2 separate regions of the Homo sapiens genome follow, and region 1 is linked to region 2. A link is a contact called in ENCODE Hi-C data. All regions are on one chromosome and are shown on one strand. Each heading gives the region's core, a stretch centred on a gene start or an enhancer-like site at or near the end of the contact. The rest is flanking DNA. Distances are from core to core; before and after follow the strand shown.

Region 1 (5,800 bases), core at 1,990-4,489, 690 kb before region 2:
GCTAAAACACAAGACAAAATGAAACCAGAGCTGCAGTGACAAAGTGGGACAGATGTAGGAGGCCAGGTTTCCTGTGGCCCATTTTCCAGTTTCCTGCCTGCAACCTGCAGAAGAAGAGGAAGCTGAATGTTACCAAGTATGAGAACTGCGGGACGTGCTTCAAGCTAGAATTAAGAGAATGCAAACAACACAGGCAACAAAAACAATTGCAAAGAAAGTGAATGTTCAGGTTTTAGTCCAAAAATGTCTGGGAAGGAACAGCCCATCTGTTTAAAGAAAAAGCATTGTCAGCAGAGCTTGTCCTTCCATGTGAGACTCTGAGGGGGCCTAGGGACTGCCTCAGGTTGTAGGAACCTCTGTTTTTTATAGCCCCACTCATCTTTCAAGACATGGTCTGCTGTTTTAATACAGAAGGTTACCTGAAAAGATTTTCCCTGCAATTCCCAGGACTTCTAAATCTGTTTCCTGGGGATGTTGTTATAGGGGGGAGGTGGATGTGGTTAACCAAGCAGCTCTAATGAACGGCAGCCTCAATTTGGGAAGGCCGGGTGACCAGTTGGCTGCTTTGATCTAGGAGGCTTATATTCCTTTAACCACCCAATAAAATTTTTGTCTGATGTTTTCAAAGAAGAGATTAAATGAAGATGTGTGTGTGTTGAAGACTGCATAGTGCACACTCTGTGTGGCTACCGGTGAGCCACGTGGCGGGATACAGGACTCAAAGAAGATCACACTGGAGAAGGGAGTGAGTTCATCTTTCTCGCGGGGGAGGGGGAAGCAAAATAAAATTATTTTTTCTAGGCTCTTTAGCTCATTTTGGAAGAGTCTGTGAAGTCAGATCTTACAATACCCATCTTAGAGAAATCGAGAGCCAAAGAAATTGTGATTCATTACACACCTTTTAATTGAGTACCTATTGTTTGTCAGGGGCTGTGTTGGAAGTGCTGGGTAATGCAAGTGAAATGATGGCTAAAAATAAATAGCTGTTTATGTGTTGTGGAAGGCTTCATATAAGGCATATACGAAGGGGGCATAGAAACCTTGTTGAAGGTTTAAAACATATATAAGCCTTTGGCGCAGTGCCATGCTTTTTCCACACACCATCTCATTTAAATTGCCTTGCTGCTTTGTGCTACAGAGAAATAGGGTGTGCTTCTGGGACAATCAGTTATTTCTTTACCCTGCAGATTGACCACCTCTTCTTCTCTAAGCCCAGAAAGAACAAACTCTATCCCAGGAATCTTAAAAAGTTTTGGACTGTTAGGGATCAAGAGGTACCCACACGAGGCAGCCTTGGATGGAAATAGGCCCTTTTCTGTCTTACTGTGGGCCCGCTCTGAAAATGTAGGATAACATAGGGCTGGGTTGTATGGTGGTTATTAGGGTGGGGTGCGGTGAATTCTGTGGGAAAAAGTCGAATGGTTGTAAGACATTTTCTCAGCCAGTGTTAACGAAGCCATCATTTACTACTCACCCATATAAAAGTCACTGACAAACCAATTGAGTTACTTCTAATTTAGCCAGAGACAGCATAGTTCCAGAAGGAAAGAGGGGTGTTCCTACACACAGTAAATTGCATATGTTGTTATTTCAGTGGTTGTCAGTGATTTCCTCTGAAAAATCTCTCTTTTTTTTTGTTTTGTTTTTGAGACAGGTTCATGCTCTGTTGCCCAGGCTGGGGTGCAGTGATGTGATCACAGCTCACTGCAGCCTCAAACTCCTGGGCTTAAGTGATCCTCCTGCCTCAGCTCCCCAAGTAGCTGGGACTACAGGTATGTGTCACCACATCCAGCTAACTTTTGTGTTTTTTGTGGGGATGGGGGTCTCGTGTTGCCCAGGCTGGTCTTGAACTCCTAGGCACAAACTGTCCTCCCTCCTCGGTCTCCCAAAGTGCTGGGATTACAGACATGTAATCCGTTCATTAAAAACCCAGTAATCCTTGCATTGTGCTAGATATTACATTGTGCTAGATATAACATGTACAGGCATGTAATCCCAGCAACCTTTCTCTTTCCCAAGATGGAAGAGTTATTTAAAAAACATTGCAGACTGGGCCAGACACGGTGGCTCACGCTTATAATCCCAGCACTTTGGGAGGCCGAGGTGGGTGGATCACCTGAGGTCAGGAGTTTGAGACCACCCTGGCGAACATGCTGAAACCCTGTCTCTACTAAAAATACAAAAATGAGCCGGAGGCAGTGGTGTGCGCCTGTAGTCCCAGCTACTCGGGAGGCTGAGGCACGAGAATCACTTGAACCTGGGAGGCGGAGCTTGCAGTGAACCGAGATCACACCACTGTGCTCCAGCCTGGGCGACAGAGCAAGACTCTGTCTCAAAAAACAAAACAAAACAAACAAACAAAAAAAAAAACAGCAAAAACCATTGCAGACTGTAAAGAGTAAGTAAATAGGTGAGCAATACCTACTTTTGTTTACCTTTTTTAAAATGAACAATTTGTAGATATTCACAGAATGCAAATACTTGTTAATAAATGAAAAGCTTGGGAGACATGAAGTTGGCCTCATGCCTTTTTTATACACAGTGATAATGATCAAAATAATTTAAATGTCCTTTGAAAATAAATTTAATAGTCTTCCAACTCACAGAAATAATAAAAAACTTCAGAACTTGTATAAGTTTTTTTTTCAAATATTATCCTTATTTACTTAATACCTTACACTTACTCTGTGCTGAGTTATTGCAGATCCCTAATAATATAAAATGTTGTCTTCCAGTTCTTTGACTGAGGTACAGGGTTCATTTTCTATAATGAAATGGCTACTACCCTTTGTCTTAGACAATGATAGTATCATGACATGGAAATGCATAGCAGATACTGGCAGAGGAGTTGAACTCAGCAGAATTTTCAGTAAGAAGTGTTCAAATCCATCTTCATTTCTCTAACCATGCAAAATTTAACAAACGAAAAAAGACATGGGTACCTCATGAGCACCTATTTTGTTTATTCCTTACCCAGAAGTTTTTCTCCTTTTCTTGGGCTCTCATTGCCTTTTTTTTTTTTTTAAGTTGCCTCGTTTCTTATTTCCCACCACATAGAAGCTTAAGAAAATCAAAGCTAATTCTGCCCCCTCAACTCCCACCTCAGTAAAAATGAAACAAGGAACATGCAAAGGGAAGTGCTAGGTTGCCATCAGTAGAAAGAAGAACAAATAAGTGGGCATTTCGACTTCTAAGAATGGAGGCAAAAACCTCATACTTTGCATAAGGGGTCTGTGCGGCCCTTGCTCACATTAAGACGTCGGGCGCCACCTTGTGGCCGACAGGAAGGAGGTCAGCTTCCAAGAAGAGGCCAGTAGCTTTTCGGTGACAGAGGCAGGAGGCAGCTGGGACACCTGAAGCTGGGATCGTGTCATGTGACCTGACAGCTCTCACGTAGGCGGAGGCGGGCACAGCGTAATGAGAATGATCAATATTTCTGTCAATAGCATCTTTCTTTTTGAGGCTCCGTCGGATTAAAGAATGAATCAAAGTTAAATAAAAACATGGGAAAGACTAAAGAGGGACATAAAACCTTTTTTTTTTTTTTTTTTTTTAAAGAGAGATGGTCTCGCTCTGTCACCCAGGCTGGAGTGCAGTGGTGCAATCACAGCTCACTGCAGCCTCTACTTCCCAGGCTTAGGCGATCCTCTCACCCCAGCCTCTTGAGTAGCTGGGTGGACAGGCGCGGACCACCAGACACAGCTAATTTTTGTATTTTTTGTAGAGATGGGGTCTTACTCTTGCCCAGGCTGGTCTCGAATTCCTGGGCTCAAGCGATCCACCCACCTCGGCCTCCCAAAGTGCCAGGATTACAGGCGTGAGCTATCACGCCTAGCCTCAAAACTGTTTTCATAACTGCATTCTTTAAGTGCAAAAAGCTGAAAACAGAATAAGGGCAGAAAATAATCACTCAGAGTCTGCAAAAATGTCCCTCCCCTCTGTGCCAGAGGTCAAGCGTTTTACTCTCGGCCTCTCTACTCTGTGTCTTTTGCCCTGACCAGCCCGTGAATGCCCTCCTGTAGGGCCCCATCTGCAGCGGCTATGAGCGGTGTTGTCATCATTGTCCCTTGGCTTGTCATTTAGAACATCTTTCTTTCTTCGCTATCTGACCCAACAGCTCTCATGTACTTGACTCTCCTTCCTGCTCCAGAGAAACCACATAGATGGGAGCCGAATGTACCCCAGGGAAGGAGAGAGCCCCAGGGACCCTCTTTGCTGAGGTCACACAGCTTGGAGGCCTCAGGGTCAGCATTTAAACCAGTGTTTGTTAAGCTGGAGTCGGAGAATCAGTGCCCTAGCATCTGAGTTTTCTGCAAGCATTTACGATTTTTTGTGCTTTCATATTTGATGATAGACTACAAAACAGAAGCATACTCCAAGTCACCTTATAAACCACAGTCGCCATGTGGCTGAAGAGTCTCCCTGGATTTCAGTGCCTGTGTGGGGCTCATTGCCTAATGGACAAAGAGCCCAGGTGGGTGCTGTAGCTACACAATGCCTTCTAGCCTGGTGAAGGCCATGTGACTCCACAGCAAGCTCTGTGAGGAGGATTCCCTGTAGCTTAAAAGGTAATTGTAGTTAACATTTAAATAGCACTTACTTTGCCCCAGGTGTAGTTTAAGTGCATTATTAGTAACTTCTGTAACTCTTACAACAACCCTGTATGATATGATACTTTTATCATATCAGTCCCATTTTACCTATGAGGATACTGAGGCACAGAAAGGTTAAGTAACTTCCCCAAAGTCCCACAACCAGACAGGACGAGTCTTTGCTGTTGAACCCAGAGAGTCAGGTGCCAGAATCTGCGCTTACCTTCCAAATAGACAAAAGTGCTTCACTAGCACCTGCTTTGAGTTATAGAAAATAGCTAAACAGCTGGATGCGATGGCTCATGCCTGTAATCCCAGCACTTTGAGAGGCTGAGGCAGGAGAGTTGCTTCAGGCCAGGAGTTGGAGACTCCTGAGCAACATACAGAGATGGTCTCCACAAAAAATTAAGAAATGAGCAGGGCGTGGTGGCACATACCTGTAGCCCAAGCTACTTGGGAGCTAGAGATGGGAGGATTGTTTGACCCCAGGAGGCTGAGGCTGCAGTGAGCCAAGATCGTGCCACTGCACTCCAGCCTGGCTGACAGAGTGAGACCTAGTCGAAAAGAAAAGAATTATGCTTCAGTGAAAAACTGCATTCTTGACTCTAGAGAAGACTCCCTCCGGATGATGTGATTCTGATTTTTTGGAAGGTATTTTACAACGTTGTTGACTATAGGTAACTGATCATGAAATAATTCTCGTCTATAGACAGCCAAATTCTGTCTTACAGAGTGCCATTGACTCCCACCCCTAGTTTTGCCTCCATTTAAGCATTTATTTCAATGTTCTTCTTCTATAAATGCCTCTATTATTCAGATGCTTTTTTGAACTCATTATAACGTCTGCCTGGTTCCCTACTGAATTATGAGTGAAATAAAATCTCGAACGTGTTCATTTTGATATCTGTATGAGAGCCATGATTTAACCCTCTTTTGAAAATTATTTTTTAACAAACCAATTCCTCAGCTGGGCACAGTGGCTCACACCTGTAATCCCAGCACTTTGGGAGGCCGAGGCGGGCAGATCACCTGAGGTCAGGAGATCGAGACCATCTTGGCCAACATGGTGAAACCCTGTCTCCACTAAAAATACAAAAAAATTAGCTGGGCGTGGTGGTGCGCACCTGTGGTCCCAGCTACTTGGAAGGCTGAGGCAGGAGAATCGCTTGAACCCGGGAGGCAGAGGTTGCAGTGAGCCGAGATCGCAC
Region 2 (5,237 bases), core at 690-3,189:
TTTTTTCCTCCTTTAGCTTTGATACTTATTCTTCATATATTTCAAAATTCTCTTACGTTCACCTATACACTTAAAATTGATAATGGCTTGTGGTTATTTACCATTTTATCATTATGAAATATTTCTCTTTGTCTCTAGAAATATTCTTTGTTGTGATGGCTACTTTTGGAAATCTGTATATGTTTATATAATTCATATATTAGCAAGGCTTCTAACATTTGGCATCTATTGTTCGTTAAACTATTATACAGAACTGAGGAAACAGTGTATACATAGGCACAGAGGCACGGACAAAAATGACAGGACTGTTTCAGGGCCAGTAAGATTTGATGAGGCCGCAGCATCAGTGAGGACAGAGGAATGGAGGTTTCCATTTGGCCCTATACGCTGTGTTATGGCTCTTGACTGTATAGCATAAAGGTCTGGGACAGTCTTTGCAGTCTCATGGTCCCAGGTTTAACTTCTGAATCTACCATTTATTAAACTTGTAACCTTGGACAAGTTACTTAACCTCTATTTCCTCATATGTAAAATGGGGACAAATAATAGCACATACTTCATGTGTTTTTAGAAAGATGAAATTATATATATATTGCATACATACACATTACGTCTATATACACAAATACAGTGCTTAGTAAAGTGTTCAATAAATATCTATTTTTATATGTATAACTAGTATTATATCATATAATATGTATATATTATATTACATGTATTATTATATATATTTTCATATAGTCTAGTCTCAATTTTCCTGCTGGCTTCAATTTTCAGAGATTTAATTAATTGCCCTTTTTGTTTGAAGTTTTCTTTTCTCCATTTGCTCCCATTCTCCCTGCCCCCACTCCCTTACCGTACTTTCTTAGTTCCCAACTTTCTGGGCCTCCTCCCTGCCCAAATTGGATTTCATAGCCTCAAGAACTGCAGACTGTACAATTAAGGTAGTTGCTGCTTGCTATCTTTCTCCTTTTGCCACTCCCCCATGAACCTCAGTAACTTGGCTACGATTTCAATTTCTGCTCTGAAAAAATGCACTTATTAGAATTTTCCAATTATCTGCAATATGAATGCAGATAACTGGGGCTGATGTACCTAGTTCAGAAACACACCCCATGTAGTTGTGATGAAAGAATAACACTTTTTGCAGAAGAAATGCTCTATATTTATGATAAATATTCTTAGCAAAAATTGTCAGTAGAGCTATAAAAGGACCTTTGGAAGGGGCACTTGAAAACTCGGCTCAGCAACTTCCTTTTCCACCTTGAAGTATCCCCTTCAAAAGAATTCCCAAACAGATGATGTTTGATGTTCCGGACCTCGCAGCATGATGCGAAAGAAAGATCATGGGTTTTGAAGTAGGTTAGTGCAGACGCCTACTCTTTGGGTTATTTCTCAGCCTGAGCGCGTTTCCTGGCTTGTAAATCGCATGTAGGAATCCTTTCCTAAATCCACATCCACAATAGTTTCCCTTATTATGGGTCTTCGTGCATCTTATACCTTTCATTATCATAGTTTCACTTTCCATTTAAGCATCTAATAACGTCAGCTTCCTATAGTGCATTGTAAGCTCCACAAGGCCAAGGACCACGAGAATTCACTGTACCCCTGTATCCCCAGGCTAAACCATCACTGTACACTCAAGAGTCTAGCACAGTGCCTGGCACACAGTAAACAGCAAGTGAATGACAAGCAGTTGGCAGTGGCCGGAGCTCCGTCGCTGGGGCGTGGAGAGGGCCGCCCCGGCCCGCAGTTCCCGCCCTGACACTGGGATAACTTCCCCCGCGGCTGCCCAGCGCCGCCCTGACCAGACCCTCTGTACCCCGACTTCTGTCCGGCCAGAAGCCACAGCCGCACGCAGCGCCTCGCCCCGTGACGTCACTCGGGGCGGGACTTCCGGCCGCCGAAGTTTAACAGTCCAGGCGGGAGCCGGAAGCCCAGCGCGGAGCCGGCCGCGGCCCCCTGTTGTGTTGCTGCGGAGAGGTGAGGTTCCGGAGGCCCTGAGGTCAGCGGGCCCCCGCCCGCCGCGTCCGCGCACCCTCCCGATCCTAAGACCCGCTCCGTCCCCCTCAGAGGGCGGGGCGGCGGTCCTTGGGCTTTGCGCGCCCGGAGCGGTTGCTGGGCGGGGGCGCGGCGGCGCGCTGGGCTGGGAAGTGTCCGGGGAGGCGCGGGCCGGGGTCGCGCACCTCCCGGAGCCTTGTGGGGTGTGCTGCCTCCGAAAAGTTTGCCTCGTCTCCACAAGTCTGTCTCCTTTTTTGTCAACCTCAAGTACTTTTCTTTTGGCAGGTACTTGGATGCATTTTACAGGTTAGCCTCACTTGAGCTGTTGTCCTGCAAGTAAAGTGTATTTTTGGTGATTGAAAGTTGGAGAACTTTCATTTCAGCTGAGTGGTGTAGTTGAATTGGTTCCTGTAGCCGCTGTCCCTAAACCCAGGCCGACGTTACCGCCTTGTGTCCTGACTGCTAGCTTTCGACGGGACCGTCTTTGAGGGACTCATGTAAAGTCTCTCCCTTAATGCTCAGTTCTTAGAAGACCGAGGTAGGTGGGCAGATGGTCCTCTTCCCCGCCCCGCTTTAAGAGCCGAAAACAAACATTAAATCACCCGGCGAGTTGTGTTTCCTAAGTTGGAGCAGGTCGTTTGAACCCAGTTTTTCTGAGCCCAGGCCTCAGTGATCTACCCACTACACCCCGCAGCTCACCAGGCCTGGTTACGATGCAGTTAGACACAGCTTGCAGTTGTGGTTTACAGGGCTTAGAGCTCGCTTTTCCAGCAATTCATTAGTTGTTCCTTGACTTGGGAACCAAGGGGGCACGTGTTACACATGTTTAAGGCTCCAAATCCAAACATTGTGTTACATCTCTGCAGGTGACTTTAATGGCTTTTAGTAGCACTGTATCGGATGAATGGAGCATAAGGAAGCACATGAGTGAATTACATTAACTTTTTGTCTCGAGAATGAAACGTTTCTATAATTCTGTCTTTAACTTGTCCTCTGAAATGGCTTATACTAGACGTAGGTGTGCTGTTGTATTGGTGACTCGGGGACCTGCCTGTGACATCACTAATGCTGTGCAGTAGTCTTGCACTTTCCATACTAGGAAGGTGTGGGAGGTATAATTCTGTGCCCTCTCCCTTTCCTTTTCTCCCATGTACTTTTGAGCATCTTTTTTTCTCACTTATCGTTCATTACTACCTGTTGCTCTTTAAAGTGCCTGTCTAGAGCAGCTTCTTTGCCTTCTGTTTTCTAGACTTCCTTGGTTTGTGAAATCACCTTGTTAGAATTACGTGTTTCAGCTGTATGCTCTGAATAAATGATTGAAGGCATCGTAGTCCAAGTATTGGTATAGGGACTTAGTGGCGTCTCATTTGACCATATTGCTAATTTTAGAGTTTTGGAAAAACTGGTGTGACTGGATTCTGACCTGCAGAAATGCTAGTTTATCATACTTTTTTTAAAAATTAGGAAGTTACTTATTAGTAGTTATTTGTTGTGAAACTGCTGTGTGCCAGGAATGTTTCAAGACTCTGGTGTGGGGAGACAGACATTATAAGAACAAATAAAAATTTCAGATAGTGGCTGGGCACGGTGGCTCACGCCTGTGGTCCCAACACTTTGGGAGGCTGAGGCGGGCAGATCACCTGAGGTCAGGAGTTCGAGACCAGCCTGACCAACATGGAGAAACCCCGTCTCTACTAAAAATACAAAATTAGCCGGGTGTGGTGGTGCATGCCGGTAATCCCAGCTACTCGGGAGGCTGAGGCAGGAGAATCACTTGAACCTGGAAGGCGGAGGTTGTGGTGAGCCGAGATCACACCATTGCACTCCAGCCTGGACAACAAGAGTGAAACTCCGTCTCAAAAAAAAAAAAAAAAAATTCAGATATTAGGAAGTGCTATGAAAAAAATGAAATCAGGTATTGGGATATAGGGTAAACTGCTAAGTCCCTTACCAGGTAAGGAAGGGACTGCGTTAGCCAGGGTGGTCAGGAAAGGCCTTTCATAGGAGGAAACATTTGAGCTAAGACCTGAATGATGAGAAGGAGATGACCATGGGAATCTGGGGAGAACATCTTAGGCACAGGGAGCAGCAAATGAAAAGACACTGAGGTGAGAATGACTTTGCCTTTGCATGAGGCAGAGAGAAGGCCAGTGAAAAGAAAGAGGAGAGTTACATGGGGGCCAGGACATGTAAGGCAGGCTAAGGAGGCTGGATTTCATTATCATTACTGTGAGGAGCCATTGGAAGGGTCAGCTAAGAGAATGCGACCTGGCTTATGTTTTAGGAAAATCACTTCAACTGCTTTGGTGACTGCACTGTTTGGAACAAAAATGAATGAGTTAGAGCCACTTGTTTTAGATTAGATTTTGACCTTTTTTTGAGTATGTCTATTCTTAAATGTTTTTAAAATACATTGTTTTAAACTATTTGTAGGCGCAGTCATGCAGGAAAACCTCAGATTTGCTTCATCAGGAGATGATATTAAAATATGGGATGCTTCATCTATGACATTGGTGGATAAATTCAACCCACACACATCACCACATGGAATCAGCTCAATATGTTGGAGCAGCAATAGTATCCTTTAAAAAAAAAAAACACACACACACACACACAAACCGCTTATTAGGTTAAACAACCACTGTCAATGAAACTTTTGCATGTGCCTCATACTGAGTAATGTGTTTTGCATTGCTACCAAGGATAGATAACGTAAAATAGTAATTTACAAAACAATATATCATATGAATGCACTCTGATTTTATCTGTTGCGTTCATTTAAAAAAAATTTAGTTACAACCCACTTCATTTGAAAACACTGCTATTAAAAAAAGTATATTCTGTCTACACCATAGAATTAGTTATCAAAAATTTCTTATTGAACCAAATGGAATAAGGTTGGTAGTTGTGGAAATAATTCCAAAAGGTTTTGGAATGAGTTTTTGCATCTACATTTGGGTATTTGTGGATCTGAACTGAAAATTAAAGACAGAACTTGAAGGCAGAAGCAAGTTGGGGAGGAGATAAAAAATTGCCCAATATCTCCATCTTACTAATGTACTCTCCATATCTTCCTTCCTCTCTGTGTGTGTGATGAAAATTACATTTCCTAAACAGACATAGTAAAGTTACCTAGATTGAACTTTTCTAAGCTTTTTATGTTTCTGATTGACACCTTCCCTGTCTTGGTGAGCTCCTCAATGTGGATAAAATAAAATGAGGGAGTGAAGACTGTA

Evidence for each region. Hi-C counts contacts between places; a loop is a spot of excess contacts on that map. Pooled maps may share reads with other maps.
Region 1: a loop to region 2 is called in a map with no recorded cell type, with 4 times the contacts of the local background. The contact joins the enhancer-like site here to the promoter of NEDD1 in region 2. A Hi-C loop is called at or near these places in 2 of 168 maps with a recorded cell type or tissue (B cell and naive thymus-derived CD4-positive, alpha-beta T cell), 1 of 37 single-sample maps with no recorded cell type and 9 of 50 pooled maps.

The regions. Positions count from the first base shown.
Region 1 is chr12:96,212,097-96,217,896 of GRCh38, forward strand. The region is part of intron 1 of ELK3 (ETS transcription factor ELK3); the gene reads left to right. Among named protein-coding and RNA genes, the nearest start is that of ELK3, 21 kb to the left of the region's middle. Within about 2 kb of position 3,240, at least 8 of the 41 ENCODE cell types and tissues checked have a DNase peak (open chromatin) inside an H3K27ac peak, as active enhancers do.
Region 2 is chr12:96,905,318-96,910,554 of GRCh38, forward strand. NEDD1 (NEDD1 gamma-tubulin ring complex targeting factor) reads left to right here and starts at 1,940. Exons shown (of 16, transcript NM_152905.4): 1 at 1,940-1,983; 2 at 2,287-2,539; 3 at 4,435-4,578. The coding sequence starts at 4,443. RefSeq lists a silencer at 1,973-2,252 and enhancers at 2,493-2,582, 2,623-2,762.